2 separate regions of the Homo sapiens genome follow, and region 1 is linked to region 2. A link is an interaction called in ENCODE POLR2A ChIA-PET data of the cell type or tissue named here. Cell type or tissue: A673. All regions are shown on one strand. Links, peaks and the distances in the headings refer to the core of each region. The heading gives the core; the rest is flanking DNA. Region 1 has its middle 83 kb from the start of GCNT1. Region 2 holds the start of LOC105376095 (a long non-coding RNA gene).

The links. Peaks named below come from ENCODE experiments on the same cell type or tissue, not always from the same donor. Only the 100,000 strongest peaks of a DNase experiment are listed, where the experiment ranks them.
Region 1: POLR2A ChIA-PET joins it to region 2 with 11 read pairs; 6 of 35 experiments call an interaction of 5 or more read pairs at or near these places.

What each region holds. Positions count from the first base shown.
Region 1 is chr9:76,537,636-76,545,969 of GRCh38, forward strand. No RefSeq gene overlaps it. Among named protein-coding and RNA genes, the nearest start is that of GCNT1, 83 kb to the left of the region's middle. In A673, for the core only: no CTCF peak of the experiment used is centred there; a DNase peak (open chromatin) is centred at 4,916.
Region 2 is chr9:76,590,736-76,599,069 of GRCh38, forward strand. LOC105376095 (a long non-coding RNA gene) reads left to right here and starts at 2,173. Exons shown (of 12, transcript XR_007061586.1): 1 at 2,173-2,538. In A673, for the core only: no CTCF peak of the experiment used is centred there; no DNase peak of the experiment used is centred there; H3K27me3 peaks cover 694 bases.

The DNA of each region.
Region 1 (8,334 bases), core at 131-8,130, 53 kb before region 2:
TTGGGCCTCACATCACTGCTCCTCCTGTGGGGAGAGAATAAGATTGAATGCAGACATTTTGACACAGCCTTAAAAAAAACTGTGATCAAATAAACATAAAATTTGGTAGAGCATGGAGACTCATGCCTGTAAACCCAGCACTTTAGGAGGCTGAGGCAGGAGGATCTCTTGAGCCCATGAGACCAGCCTGGGCCATATAGTGACCCCTTGTTTCTGCAAAAAAATTGAAAAAATTAGCTGGCTATAGTGGCATGCATCTGTAATCCCAACTACCCGGGAGGCTGAAGTGGGAGGATTGCTTGAGCCTAGGAGGTCGAGGCTGCAGTGAGCTGTGACTGGGCTACTGCACTCCATTCTGGGCAACAGAGTGACAGCCTGTCTCAAATAATAATAACATAAAAATTACCATTTCAGCCATTTCTAAGTGAACATTTCAGCGGTGTTAAGTACATTCCCAACATTGTGCTCAAGGTAGCCTTTTGATGCAGGGGACATGTTGAGGTAGGCCACTCAATGAAGTAATTTTCCCCCAACTTTTTATTTTATTTTTTTTGTTGTTGTTGTTTTTTCTTTTTGCAACAGGGTCTCACCCTGTCACCCAGACTGCAGTGCATTGGCACTATCTTGGCTCACAGCAACCTCTGCCTCCCAGGCTCAAGCGATTCTCCTGCCTCAGCCTCCCGAGTAGCTGGGATTACAGGCGCCCACCCTGGCTAATTTTTGTATTCTTAGTAGAAACAGGGTTTCACCATGTTGGCCAGACTGGTCTTGAACTCCTGACCACAAATGATTCACCCGCCTTGGCCTCCCAAAGTGCTGGGATTACAGGTGTGAGTCACTGCGCCTGGCCAACTTTTTATTTTTAAAAATTTTGAAAGAACAGACAGTGACCAACCATTCACCTAGATTGCCATTTGTTAGCATTCTCCTCCATTTCTCTGTCTCCCTCTCTCTCCATCTCTCCCTCTCTCACTGTGTCCTAGTTTGTTTTTGCTGAAGCGTTTGAGATTAAGTTGCAGGCATCATGATGACAAGTTACTGTTAAATCCTTCTCATGTATCTCCTAAAAACAAGGACATTCTTCTTCAAAGCCCTCAAGCTCTTGTTTTTGTTTGTTTTTACAGTTCAGGATCTAAAGATCACATCTCACTTAGTTGTTATGTTTCCTTAGTATCCTTGAATCTAGAACATTTCCCCAGTCTTTGTATTTGTGTGTGTGTGTTCACATGTATGTGTATGTGTGTTTGTGCATGTGTGTGTGTGTGTCTTTCTTGACATTGCCACTTCTGAAGAGCCTAGGCGGGTTATTTTGCAGAATATTCCTTATTTGTTTTTGTCTGATTGTTTTGTGTTTGGATCCAAGTTAAGTATTATTGGTAAAAAGGCTATTATCTTGACATTCAATGGTGTACAGCAATTCAATTCTGGTACTAACCACCTGGAGTTAGCGTAGATCCCACAAGCAAAGGACATAGTTCCCAAGAAGACTGCCTTCAATTGTCCACCAGAATGAACTCAGTCTCCAGCCCCCTCCCCCTTCCCAGAGGATGTGCTGGCTGAAAGTCCCAATCCTCTAATCATGTGGTTGGTCTTACAGATAACTAGTCCCCATCCTGAAGCCATCTGGGGACCCACACTGAGTTACTTCTTTTGCATAAACTCAGAGGTGATACATTTAATAAATGTATAACCAAGGGTTATAAAAGCTCCATAGCAAAAATCATGGATAAACACCAGACAAATTCTTTATTATACAGCAGCTATGATGGCCATTTTGTGTCCTTAGTTTATTACATCAGGAAGTCCACGATGTGTTTGTTCCATCATTGCTGAGGTCAAAGTTGGTGAGGTTTGTCATATTTCTTCATTGCAAAGATATTTTGTGTGATATTTTGAATATCTGATTTCCCAAAATCAAAATCTTTTCACTCAAATATATACACATATATACGTATATATACGTATATATATGCATTTTTTTTTTTTTCTGAGACAGGATCTTGCTCTCTCACCCAGGCTGGAGTGCTGTGGTACCATCATAGCTGACTGCATCCTTGAACTCCTAGGCTCAAGAGATTCTCTTGCCTGTGCCTCCCAAGTTAGCTAGGACTACAGGCACACACTCACCATGCCTGGCTAATCATTTTCATTTTTTGTAGAGACAGGAGTCTAGCTATGTTGCCCAGACTTGTTTCAAACTCCTGACCTCAAGAGATCATCCTGCCCCAGCCTCAAAAGGGCTGGGATTCCCAGCATGGGCCACCGCACCCAGCCTCACTCAAAGATTTTAAGATTTTTGAGAAGGCTGGGCGTGGTGGCTCACGCCTGTAATTCCAGCATTTTGGGAGGCTGAGGCAGGCGGATCACCTGAGGTTGGGAGTTCAAGACCAGCCTAACCAACATGGAGAAACCTCGTCTCTACTAAAAATACAAAATTAGCCAGGCATGGTGGCCCATGCCTGTAATCCCAGCTACTTGGGAGGCTGAGGCAGGAGAATCGCTTGAACCCGGGAGGCGGAGGTTGCTGTGAGCCGAGATGGAGCCATTATACTCCAGCCTGGGCAACAAGCGCAAAACTCTGTCTCAAAAAAAAAAAAAAAAAAAGATTTTTGAGAAATCCTGTCCTAACCCCCATCTCAAAGCATCAATGAATATTAATATTCATTGATAATTCTTGGCTGAATCAACTGTTGCAAACTGGTGATTTTCTAATTCAATCATTTATTCTCCATTTATTAGCTGGTATTTTTATGCAAAGAAGAAGTTTCTTTTTGCCCTGTTCCATTCCATTTAAAATTTTCAAGATATTGTAATGAACACATGGGTTCTGTTACTCTTACTATTTTTGTGCTCAGTTATTCCAGATTTGGCCAGTGAGAGCTCCTTCAGGGTGGCTCCTGTGTCCCACTTTGATCAGTTACTTACTGTTTGGCACCACATGATGCTGATTAGGTTATTATGATTTGGGACCACCTGACACAGGCTAAAAAATAAAGCAATCATTAGTCATTATATAGTCAGTAAGACAGGCTTCCTCTCTCCCCAAGATTTTTTTAATCACTGACCCCATTCTCTGGGGAAGAGGTCCCACATGAAGTGGCTTTTCTGGCTGTAGTGAAGGATGGGTGGGAATTAGACCAATAGATCACAAATAGAAGACTACAGATCGCTAGACTGGCTTGTCCAGAAAGAACTGTCAAGTCCAGTGATGACTCTAAGAATTTGGACTTAAGAATTTGGCTTCATGGACTGCACAGTAAAAACTATATATTTGTCTCAATAATAGCAGTTTGCTTTCCATTAATACAGCTTTTAAATGCATACTTCTTATTGCAGGCTTTCTAATTATAATATATATCAGATTTATACTCAGTATTGCAGGGAACTGTTGCAGGGATAAAGAGGAGAGAAGAAATTTTAGCTAAAAATGATTGCTAAAATATAGCAATCAGCTTATACAGTATTAAAATATAATACTGTATAAGCTGGATCTAAACACAAGTTGTAAATTATTCAAAACCTTCAAAAGACCCCTCCACTTCCCGGAGTATAGCAAATATATTTGCTAATGCTTTACTGCATTGTAGGATGCTGAGCAGCATCCCTGTCCCACACCCATTAGATACTAGTAGAACCCCCTTTCAGCTGTGACAACCAAAAGTATCTCCAGACTTTGCCAAGTGTGTCCTGAGAAGCAAAAGTACCTTTAGTTGAGAACCACAGGGTTAAGAGTAAAGAAGCTCTATTGCAGGCATCACTGGTAATAAAAAGAATACATTTACTTATTGATTGATTGATTGATTTTATTGAGAATTTTTTTGAAATGGAGTCTTGCTCTGTTGCCCAGGCTGGAGTGCAGTGGTACAATCTTGGCTCACTGCAACCTCTGTCTCCCCAATTCAAGCAATTCTTCTGCCTCAGCCTCTCGAGTAGCTGGGACTACAGGCATGCACCACCACGCCTAGCTAATTTTTGTATTTTGGGTAGAGACGAGGTTGGCCAGGCTGGTCTTGAACTCCTGACCTCAGGTTATCCACCTGCCTCAGCCTCCCAAAGTGCTGGGATTACAGGCATGAGCTATTGCACCCGGCGCAAAAAGAATAATTTTAAAATCAACACATTTTTGTCAAAACTGCAGTTTAAAAATATTCCCTAAATGAAAAGAGCTGCATCAAGGTGGCTGCCTTAAATTGTCTTTGCTTCAGACTGGTCCCTCACATCATGCATCACTCGCACCAAAATAGCCTTTCATCTTTTTGCCTCACTCCCCTATCCCCTGTCTTGCTGGCTTCTGCCTTGGATCTTGGCCTAAATGTCACTTTCAGGGGAATTCTTGGCACATCTGAGCTGGTTTTCATACACCTGATATATGTATCCAACACATCCTGTCCTTCTTTTGTTTATAATGCTTGTCACATTTGGAATTACCTGGTCAATGTCTATCTATCCTACTTGACTGTATGCTCAGTAAGAACTGGGGCACTGCTAGATTTATTACTACATCTCATAGGTTATATAGGAGTTAGGAAGAAATTATTTAGGCAGAGAGTGAGAGTAAGGAAGCCCTCCGTAAGGTTTTCCTTTTAATGAAAAGCAGCCCCCAAATCATTTTCTTTTCTAACAAAGAGCAGCCTATAAAATCGAGCTGCAGACACAGAAAGGCAGGCTAGAAGCTTGCACGGGTGAATGCTGGCAGTTGTGCCAATAGGAAAAGTCCACCTGGGACTAGGCATGTTCAAAATGGCAGTTCCAACTTCCCTCTTCCTTTCCAACCATGTGTGCAGTAGGGAGCAGACAACATGGCCTGGCCAAGTGGAAAGCTCATTTGCATAATAAGACTAGGGTTGGGTGTCCAGCTTCCCAGCGTGCTTTGTAAAGGAAGAACCTGCTCTAACCAATCTTTGGGCCCTATGTAAATCAGACTCCGCCTCCTCACGCCTGTCTATAAAATCCAGTGCATTCTGCTTTAGGCTGGAAGTTCCACGTGGGGGCTCTTCTTTCTCACAGGAGAGAGCTATTCTCCTTTCTTTTTCTTTTGCCTATTAAACCTCTGCTCTTAATCTCGCTCCACATGTGTCCATGTCCTTGATTTCCTTGGTATGAGACAATGAACCTCCAGTACTACCCCAAACAAATGATGCTGCTTCATAGGGTCTGACATTGAGTATATGCCAAATAAATATTTGAAATTAATTCTCTTTGATTTCAAAATTATTCAAATTTAAGGTCATGTATGCCATTATTCTTTTTAATTATAATTAATGCACTTTGACTCTTGTGAAAAAAGATGAGAAGACACATAAAGTACTCGTGAAGAAAATCAATTAACTGGGCAGGCGCGGTGGCTCACGCCTGTAATCCCAGCACTTTAGGAAGCCGAAGCAGGTGGATCACGAGGTCAGGAGTTCAAGACCAGCCTGGCCAGCATGGTGAAATCCCGTCTCTACTAAAAATACAAAAAATTTAGCTGGGCATGGTGGTGCGCACCTGTAATCCCAGCTACTTGGGAAGCTGAGGCAGGAGAACTGCTTGGGAGGCCAAAGCGGGCAGATCACGAGGTCAGGAGTTCGAGACCAGCCTGGCCAGCATGGTGAAATCCCGTCTCTACTAAAAATACAAAAAATTTAACTGGGCATGGTGGTGCGCACCTGTAATCCCAGCTACTTGGGAGGCTGAAGCAGGAGAACTGCTTGAAACCGGGAGGCAGAGGTTGCAGTGAGCCAAGATTGTGCCATTGCACTCCAGCCTGGGGAACAGAGCAAGACTCCATCTCAAAAGAAAAAAGAAAGAAAATAGATTAATTTGTGGGTCACGTTTGGCCACCTTCTTCCAGTTTGTGGAGGAAGCTACACAGGAGGCTGAGGTGGAAGGATCACTTGAGCCCAGGAATTTTAGTCCAGCCTGGGCAACGTAGCAAGATCCTGCCTCAAAAGAAAAAACAAAAAGAAGAAGAAGAAGAAAGAAAGAAATGGTACTGTATAAGCTGGATCTAAACACAAGTTGTAAATTATTCAAAACCTTCAACAGACCCCTAAACCCTATTTTTTTAATGATGGGGATAAAGCAATTTTTGAAACAAAGTCATTGAGAACTTCTGGAACAGGATACTTTGGACTGCAAATAACAGCCCAATTCAAGATGACCTAAACAGAAAGAAAATGATCATTATTTCACATAATAAGTTCAAAGATGAGTGGGCTCAGGATTGGATAACAAGTGGCTCAGTAACATCTTTGAATACCTGGGTTCTTTCATCTTTTCTGCCTGGCCACCTGCCTGTATTAGCTTTGTTCTCAATCTGGCTGCCTCACAGTGACAAAATGGCTGCCCTTATTCTAGACATTGCATCCAGCACATCATCAAGCAGAAAAAGGCACTGTCTCTTCCTTTGTGTTTCATTTTAAATTTAAAAAAATTTACTTTTAAATTTACATTTAGTAAAGTTCACTTTATATTGTAGAGGCCTTTGAGTTTTGACAAATATGTAGTAATCTCCACTGTTCAAGATAAAAAGCAGTTTTATTATCCTCAAAAATTTTGGGGCTGTCCTTTTGTAGTTAACCGTCCCTCCAGCCCTTACCCTGGCAACTACTGACTACTTTTTTGACCCCATAGCTTTGCCTTTTCCACAATGAATTCTTACAGCATATAACCTTTGGGGTCTGGCTTATTTCATTCAGCACAATGCATTTGAATTTAAACAACATTTTTGCTTATGTTTATTAATAGTTTTTTCTTTTTATTGGTGTGCAATATTCCATCATATGTAAATGGGAAGGGTATTAGTCTGTTTTCAAGCTGCTGATAAAGACATACCCAAGACTGGGTAATTTATAAAGAAAAAGATTAATGGACTCAGTTCCAAGTGGCTGGGGAGGCCTCACCGTCATGGCAGAAGGCAAAAGGCAAGTCTTACATGGCAGCAGACAAGAGAGAATGAGAACCAAGCGAAAGGAGTTTCCCCTTATAAAACCATCAGATCTTATTCACAACAGGGAAACCACCCCCATGATTCAGTTATCTCCCACTGGGTCCCTCCAACAACACGTGGGAATTATGGGAGCTACAATTCAAGATGGGATTTGGGTGGGGACACAGGCAAACCATATCAGTGAGGAAACCTAGTTTTCTCCCCACCCTTCATTGTTCTTAGTTGAAAGCTACCCCTGTAACAAAAAGTAGATTAACAAGAGAAAAAAGAAATAGAAGTTTATCCACATGCATACCTTGTATATATACATGGTTTCCCCATCTACCAAGGGAAAAATGGGTAAATCTCAAAGAGATGGCTTTGGGTTCAGGCTGACATACCATCATCCCCTAAAGGAAAGACAGAAGAGTGTGGAAGGAAGGCCAGTTGTGGGGAGGTGATCAGGAAAAGTGTAAACAAGAGCAAGGTGTTTTGCAGATGTAAGTCTAAGTGCCTTCTCCATTGATTAGAGCCTCCAGTGATTTTTAGTCATCCTTCTCTTCCTGTTGCAGAGAATAGAGTAAGACACCCTTGCAAATGAAAATTTCCTTTATAGATGTAAATTTCCCTTACAAAAAGCTAACTTCTGCTTTAGAGCTTCTCTTGTGACTGCAGTCTCTCAAAATAATCATTAAAATCATCCTCATGCCTGTTAAATCAAGTTTAGCCTAAAGCTGCCTCCTGACATTTTATGTTTGGCCTAAAGGTTTCTCTGTACAGAGTGAACTTTAACATAACTGGATGTGTAAATAGACTGTAACCTACTCTCGTGCCAATCACAAAGTTTTGGCCAATCAAAGGTGGCCAACTGTTCAAATAAAGCAAAGGCTAAGCTGTAACTAATCCAGCTGTTTCTGTACCTCACTACCATTTTCTGTGCATCATTTTCCTTTTTCTGTCCATAAATCTTCTTTGACCACAAGGCAGCTCCGAGTCTCTCTGCACTATTCTAGCTTGGGGGCTGCCCAATTTGTGAATTGTTGCTTGATCAATTAAACTCTGTTAAATTTAATTTGTCTAAGGTTTTTCTTTTAACATGCCAAAAAGACATATTTTGGGGTTGCATATTCTAGTCTCCTACAGTCATATTTTGGTGGCATATATTTGGTCTCACACATGGATAGATTAATTTCTTTTTCTATTTCCTAGTTCAATGATAGTTGGATCATTTCCAGTTTGGGGCAGTTATGAATAAAACTGCTATAAGTATTTGCTTATAGTATTTTTTTGTGTGTGATGGAGTTTTGCTTATGTTGCCCGGGGTGGAGTGCAATGGCATGATCTTGGCTCACTGCAACCTCTGCCTCCCGGTTCAAGTGATTCTCCTGCCTCAGCCTCCTGAGTAGCTGGGATTACAGGTATGA
Region 2 (8,334 bases), core at 209-8,208:
TAATGCCTATTCTTCCTTTCTGATTTCTTCTGGGGGAATTACCACTCCCTCTTCCACAAATCATGCAGTCATGGGGGATTATAAAACCAGGTCCTCCTCTTCTCCTAAAGAAGCCCAAGGTTCCTGGGGGATTCCTGCCCCAGAGCCTTTCTCTAACATTGCCATACCTGTAGTGGCAGGCATGTGACCCAAGCTTAACCAGGTGGAATTTTCTCCCAGGAGTATGAGTGTGAAAGTGGCAAGGAAAAGAAAAGGGAGAAAGGAAAGGAATGGATGAGTGTGGAATGTTGGCTTCCAAAGGGACTTATAGAGCATCTGCTCCATTGTCCTCACTGCCTTGAGAGGCAAGTGGGGCTCAGCACTATGAGATGACTTTCCTAGGTTGCTGTGTAGGGAAAAAGTGGAGCTGATGGGGTCTTTGGGGAAGGAAAGAGAGAGAAAAAAAGATGGAGATGGGCAGAAGAAGGAGAGGGAAACCAAGCAAGAAGGAAGGGAAGGTGTTTCTCATGAAGGGAAGGTGTTTCTCTCATGAAAGAGAGAGAAAAAAAGATGGAGATGGGCAGAAGAAGGAGAGGGAAACCAAGCAAGAAGGAAGGGAAGGTGTTTCTCATGAAGGACGATGGTGTGGATCCACTCACTCATGACCCAGGGCTGTGGCTTGCCTGCCAGACCTTTGGGCTCTGAGGGAAATGAGACAATCTGGGCTTTGTCAACTCATGGACAACCTTCCACGTCTTCTTTGAAAATATGTGAGGCTGGACTTGGCAATAGCTTCCTCTTTGAAACAACAATTACTCCCATTACTGCCAATTCTTATTAAGCTCTATGTGCCCTGGCTATCAGGCCATTGCATGTATTTCTTCACTGATTCCTCCCAGAAAGCCAATGAGATAGATGATAGTATTGTCTCTATTTTATAGATGAAGATAGTGAGCATCAGAGAAGTTAAGTAACTTGTCTAAGGGCAGAAACAAAGTTTAAGCCAACACAGTTGCGAAACCCCTGACCACAGACAGTGGGGGGATTTACAGCTTAGATCCTGCTAGATCCAGGCCCTGGAGAAATGGAGGTGAGGACAGGAGAGTTCCTCATCTCCTGTTCCAGCTCAGACCTTGTCCTATCTCTATGCCTTCAGCTCTTTAAGCAGGACTTAGCTTTTCGAACTTGATTTTGATCTGGCTTTGGAAATGCAGCTGCCTTCTGCTGAAATGGTCCCACTCTCCATCTGGTGAATTAACTTGCTTTTCATCTCCTCCTCCCTCCCTTGGCCTGTGGGTCACCGGGCTACTCGATAGCACCTTGGCCAGAGAATCAATGGATAAGGAAGGGAAAAGAAGGAAAACTTAGCTCAACTCTTGTTACCTGAGGCAGCGACTGAAACCAATGCCCACAAAGGGGGTTTTGTATTTCCCATGAATTTAAAATGTTTCTGTCACTCATGCTACCAAATGTCCTGAGTTGGTGATCCAAAAAAGAATGCCGTCATTGTGCAAACAGGGCAATTTATAAGAAAATTCTTCACAGCACACAGCTATGCAGTAAAACCTCAACCCCAAGGAGCTCATTGCTAAGCTGTTTCTTTGTTTCTCCTGCCTTGATTGGGGGTGGAGGAGAAATGAGGGAGGAGTAGCACTGCTGAAAAGCCCAAGACCTTCAGGAGGTCCAAGTCCTGCCCCCCACCCTCTTTGTGGGTCAGTTCATGCCCCCCATGGCCTCTGTGCTACTCCCTCATCCCTACCCCCTCATTTTCTTTTCTGTCTGCCATTTCTAGTCCTGGTCAGGGAACATAAAAGCTTGGTCTTGAAATTGAGATGTCTCTATGCCAGAAAGTTACTAACAAATTACAAGCAGCTGCAGTCAACATTGGCTTCCGACAGTCTTGACCATTTGGGAGAATGTTTTCTGGTGGGGCTGGCAGTCAAGAGGAAAAGGAGGCCATCCTCATCAAAAGGGCAGCACGCATCTTTTGAAAACGTTCTCTTTTCTTTGCTTCTCTTTCCTTCTCTTTTTCCTTTCTTTTCTCTTGCTTTTTTAAATGCTCTCCCTCACAGAAGGAGGGGAGCCACTATTGTGCAAGAAAATTCTCTATTGGCTTGCAGCTTAGCGGTGCAGTAAAAGTTTGCTCACATGCTGAGGGGCAATTCCATTTTAGCTGAGGGGTGATTCTATTTCAGGCCTCAGGCTGAGAGAGAAACAAGAAGGTGAAAGTTCCTAATGTCATCAAACAAAATTACAACAAGTTTAGTTTAAAGATCTTAATTGGCTTTTATTTGTGATTCTAGAATCAGGCAATTCAGAATCTGCCTCATTCTATAAAGTAGAATGTTGTGATGAGCTGGGAAGAGGAGGTTGGTTTTACAAACAGAAAGGAGCTGAGGAAAGCAGAAACAGAGAACCGGTGGATTAGTCGTTTCAAAGTTACCTTCATTATAAAGATCAAGGCAGAGGGGATTTCCTCATCATGCTCATTGAGACTGGCCTGTTTGGGGATTTGGCTGTTATCTCTCTCTCTCTCTCTCCTATTTATTGGAAGTTCAGGTAAGCAACTTAGTTTTGGCTTGGTGGTATGGAACATTAGCATGAGTGACTCTATTTTGGTTTGATCTGTTGGGACTAGTGCAGGAGCTCATTTCAAACCAGTGGCCTCCTGTACATTTTATTTAACACTAATTTTGACTGAATTTCTTTCTTAACTTACTCTTCTTGAAAACTACTTCTTCTTCTTCTTTTTTTTTTTTTTTTTTTTTTTTTCAGAGGGTCGCACTCTATCACCCAGGCTGGAGTGTGGTTGTTACAGGAAAGGGGTCCCGATCCAGACCCCAATAGAGGGTTCTTGGATCTCGCTCAAGACAGAACTCAGGGTGAGTCGATAAAGTGAAAGCAAGTTTATGAGGAAAGTAAAGGAATAAAAGAATGCCTACTCCGGCCGGGCGCAGTGGCTCATGCCTGTAATCCCAGCACTTTGGGAGGCTGAGGCAGCGGATCACGAGGTCAGGAGTTCGAGACCAGCCTGGTCAATATGGTAAAACCCCATCTGTACTAAAAATTCAAAAATTAGCCAGGCGTGGTGGCACGTGCCTGTAATCCCAGCTACTTGGGAGGCTGAGGCAGGAGAATCCCTTGAACCCGGGAGGTGGAGGTTGCAGTGAGCTGAGATTGCGCCACTGCACTCCAGCCTGGGTGACAGAGCGAGACTCCATCTCAAAAAAAAAAAAAAAGAAAAAGAAAAAAAAAAAGAAAAAGAATGGCTATTCCATAGACATAGAAGCCCAGAAGACTGCTGGTTACCCATTTTTACAGTTATTTCCTGACGATAGGCTAAACAAGGGGTGGATTATTCTTGCCTCCCTTTTTAGATCATATAGGGTAACTTCCTGACGTTGCCATGGCATTTGTAAACTGTCAGGATGCTGGTGGGAGTGTAGCAGTGAGGACAGCCAGAGGTCATTCTAGTGACTGTCTTGGTTTTGGTGGAATTTAGCCAGCTTCTTTACTGCAACCTGTTTTATCAGCAAGGTCTTTATGACCTGTATCTTGTGCCAACCTCCTATCTCATCCTGTGAAATAGAATGCTTTAACTCTCTGGGAATGCAGCCCACTAGATCTCAGTCTCATTTTACCTAGCTCCTATTCAAGATGGAGTTGCTCTGGTTCACACACTTCTGACACAGTGACACCATCATGGCTCACTGCAGCCTTAACCTCCCAGGCTTAAGTGATCCTCCCACCTCAGCCTCCTGAGTAGCTGAGACTACAGGTGTGTGCCACCACATCCAGCTAATTTTTGTATTTTTTGTAGAGACAGGGTCTCACTATGTTGCCCAAGCTGGTCTGCTGGTCTTGAGCTCCTGGCTGCAAGCAATCTGCCTGCCAAAGGCCAGGTGTGAGCCACCGTGCCCGGCCTATTCTTAGACACCCCTTGAATGCCAAAGTGAATTAAATTTTCAACTCTATTTTCTCCTCCTTTGATCTTCTTTTAAAGATTTTGGGGGACATATTATTAATATGTTTCTAACATTTCATCATAAAAAGTCTCAAAGAGAGACAGAAAAAAGGTTACACTGCATCCTCATCCACTCTGGGTAATTTTAAAGCTAGCAAAAGTAGGGAAATAAGTGGAATTAAATAACAAACGGGGGGAGGGGGAACAAGATTCTCACTTTAGAATTCTCAATAATAAAGGCATCTCAGCTACACATTGACATGTAAATTAACAAGACTTTCATCTTTTTGGGGCTCGGCCTCTGGCCCATATCCTTAAAATGGGTCTTTAAAAGGAAGGCTCCTATTAGATGCTCTTTGTGGTCTCTTCCTTGCCACAGGGATTCATGATTATACCAAGGGCTTGGATGGTTGGAAGGCAGATGAAACCTGAGATTTGAACAGAGCCTCATAAATCTGTTGTTAGAAAAGCCAGCCTGCAACCCAGTTGATAACATCCTGGGGAGCTGCAGGTAGGACCCAGAGGAGGGAAGAGAGAGTGTGGGGCAGATCAGAGAAAGTTGTCCCTTGCCTCCCAGGGGTTAAAGTCAGCGTCTAGCCTGGGAGATAGAATCTTCAGTGGTCTAGACCAGACCAGAGCTTCCTGAACTTCAACAGCCCCAAAAACAACCGACCTGGGAATCTTAAGATGCAAATTCTGATTCAACAGGTCTGGGGGTGGGGGTGGGGGTGGGGCTGAGGGTGGGCGGCACTGAGAACCTGCATTTTTATCAAGCTCCTAAGCAAAGCCAGCTCCTAAGCTGCAACCTATGCAGGCTCTGAACTTGGTTTTAACACACTATTTTCGCCTTAAAATTTTAAATGATTTTTAAATTTGAACTTGTATTTTGTAAGTCTGATGGGGCAATCCAGCCAGCCGGAGACTAGAAGAGATCCACGCAGTGCAGTAGGAATATGCGTGGCCACAGTCTTTTGCGTTCCATTTGCATATAGTACTTGAGATGTCCCATGAGTACAAAATTTTGGTGGGAGTTCAGCAAGTCCTAAGCGGTGTGTTAAGGCTGTGACTTGGTAAGGTTTGAGTCACTGACAGCCTGGAGAGGCCATGCTTGCCATTGGTACCAGAACTTGCTATGAACACAGAAGGAAGGCAGTGATGTTCTAAGAAATATGAATGACCAAGAAACCCTGTCATATCCCTCCTGGGTTACTTCCCTATATTAGCCAACCACGGATGCTAAAATGATGACATAGAAGAGAAGGGAAAGTTCTTTTTCCTTTCAGTCCTTCCCTATCCTTCAGGAAGTGGAAGGTACTGTGAGTAGAATGTGTGCTTGTTAAGAAGTAAAACAAAAACAGTTGAGTGCCTTTATTTAGTGTTTCCACTGTTCTGGTAAGAACAAAATACACCTGTGTGTACAAGTTACAAAATACAAGTTATGTTATTTCAATGATTCCACCTTAGGAATTAAATGCTTAGATATTTGCATTTAAAACTGGCATTGCTTGATAAAAACGATGAACGGTAAATCCATGTTAGTCATTAAAAATGTTTTTTTAGTTAGAATGACATTAAATGGGCCGGGCACGGTAGCTCACGCCTGTAATCCTAACGCTTTGGGAGGCTGAGGTGGGTGAGTCACCGGAGGTCAGAAGTTCGCGACCAGCCTGACCAACGTGGCGAAACCCCGTCTCTACTAAACATGCAAACTTTTGCGGGGCATGGTGGCACACCCCTGTAATCCCAGCTATTCGGGAGGCTGAGGTGGGAAAATTGTTTGAACCCAAGAAGCAGAGGCTGCAGTGAGCCAAGATTGCACCACTGCACTCCAGCCTGGGCAACACGAGCGAAACCCAGTCTTAAAAAAAAAAAAGAATGACATTAAATGGCAAATATAAAACACCATGACAAGTTGAGAGACTGTGGAAGAAAGAGAGAAGCTTAACATGTTTGCAAATGTAGTGGCACTTTCCCCTGCTTTTTGAACAGGTGCCCATATTTTTATTTTGCATCAGGCCACACAGATTATGTCGCCAGCCATGCTCCCAGTTGATGCTGATGCTGCCAATTCACAGACCACACTTTTTTTAAAAAAATTATTTTTTATTGTTGTTGTTGTTGTTATTGTTGTTTGAGATGGAGTCTAGCTTCCTTGCCCAGACTGGAGTGCAGTGGCGCAATCTTAGCTCACTGCAACTTCCGCCTGCTGGGTTCAAGCCATTATCCTGCCTCAGCCTCCAGCGTAGCTGGGACTACAGGCGTGTGCTACCACGCCCAGCTAATTTTTTGTATTTGTAGTAGAGACGGGGTTTCACCATGCTGGCCAGGCTAGTCTCGAACTCCTGACCTCATGATCTGCCTGCCTTGGCCTCCCAAAGTGCTGGGATTACAGGTGTGAACCACCACGCTCAGCTGTTATTATATTTTTTAAATTGTCAAATAATAATTGTACATATTATTATTTTTTGTCTTTTTGGTAATAGCCGTCCTAACTAGAGAGAGATCATACCTTATTATGGTTTTGATTTGCATTTCCCTGATGATTAATGATGTTGAGCATTAAAAAATATATTTGTTGACCATTTGTATATCTTCTTTTGAGAAGTGTCTGTTCAGATCATTCATCCATTTTTTAATTGGATTACTTGGTTGTTTTTCTTTTGTGTTGAGATTTTTAAGTTCCTTATATATTCTGGCTATTAATCCCCTGTCAGACGAGTAGTTTGCAAATTTTTTCTCCCATTCTATAGGTTGCACAGACCACATTTTAAAAAGTGGGAGTCTTGAGCCAGGTTTTAAAGCCAGATGGACCTGGATTCAACTGCAGATTGTACTGCCTGCTAGTTGTTTTTGAAATCTTATATAATATGACGTATGAACACTGTTTTTCGCTCAGAGGAGTGGAGGAGTTAGGGCAGTGTAGCTCCTCCTGGCCCCCCTCAAGCTGTCCACCCACCCTAGTTCCTGGTTGATGGTCCTAGAAAAGCAGCCTCTAGTTCCTATCGAGTGGGGCAGGCTTAGAGAGCAAACAAAGACTAGAGTCTGAGAAGATTAATTGGTGCTTTTTATAGTCCATTCAGTAAAGGAATATGTACAAGAAAGGCAAAGCATTATCTTTCTGGCTTATCAGTAATAATAATTGTCTAGCTTGGTATGTGACATTTTTGCTCACATACTTTAATCTCTTTATCTATCCAATGTGGATGATAATTCCTCCCAGGCAGACATTCAAAAGACACTCTATTCTTTAAATTTTTCTTCCCGTCTGCAGATCTGAGGTGAACGAGGGCTACATCTCTCCCCTACTGTTGGTCGTTTACCTTTTGGTCCCTCTGCCAAGATATAAGCTCTTTGAGAAATGGAATATGTCATATCTCTATCCCAAACCCATCCCTGCATAGCCAACTCCACCACAGAATCAGTATTATTATTATGCCAATGTTTTATATTGGATGAATACAAATTATCTGCTTTAGCCAAGCAAAGGAAAGATTCAGACCGGGTGCAGTGGCTCATGCCTGTAATCCCAGCACTTTGGGAGGCCGAGGTGAGTGGATCACCTGAAGTCAGGAGCTCGAGACCAGCCTGGCCAACATGGTGAGACCCCATCTCTACTAAAAGGACAAGGATTAACCGGGCGTGGTGGTGGATGCCTGTAATCCCAGCTGCTCAGGAGGCTGAGGCAGGAGAAAGGCTTGAACCCAGGAGATAGAGGTTGCAGTGAGCTGAGATATTCCAGCCTGGGCGACAGAGTGGGACTTGGTCTCAAAATAATAATAATAATAATAATAATAATAATAGTAAGAAGAAGAAGAAGAATTTCAAAGTGCCATTGTTAAGATACTGCACATTCCCTCCAGATTCCTGTTATTATCTACTGTTAGTATTCTTCCTTCTCCTCTAGTCTATCCAAATCAAACAAACCCTTCAAGAATTAGCTATATGAATTTTGTGGGACTTCCAGGGGGTCCGTCCGATCCTAGCTCTGCTCTGTTTCCCCATCAGTGTCTTACCAGAATTTACTTATAAATGACTGCAGCATGTTCAGTCTTTCACGTTATTGAGAGTGAGGGAGAACGTCTGCATGTCAGAATCCCCAGCATAAGCCACATCTTTGGTCTGATTGGCTGACCCCCGAATCAATCCTAGTGGCTAAAGTCATGTTAGAGGTTGATTAGTCTAAATTTGAGATTACCTAAACTAATCACTCTGATGAGAAGAAAGTGATTCTGTTGATCCATTTAGGACATCTTCTTGCTGAAAGTGGGTTAATCCCAACCTAACAAACCACGATGGGCAAGGTAGTGGTAGAATAGCGATCGGTAGACAGTCTAGACATTTTCTTGACTTCTTATGACTGCTCTGATAGATCTGTTGTCTCTGTTAATAGA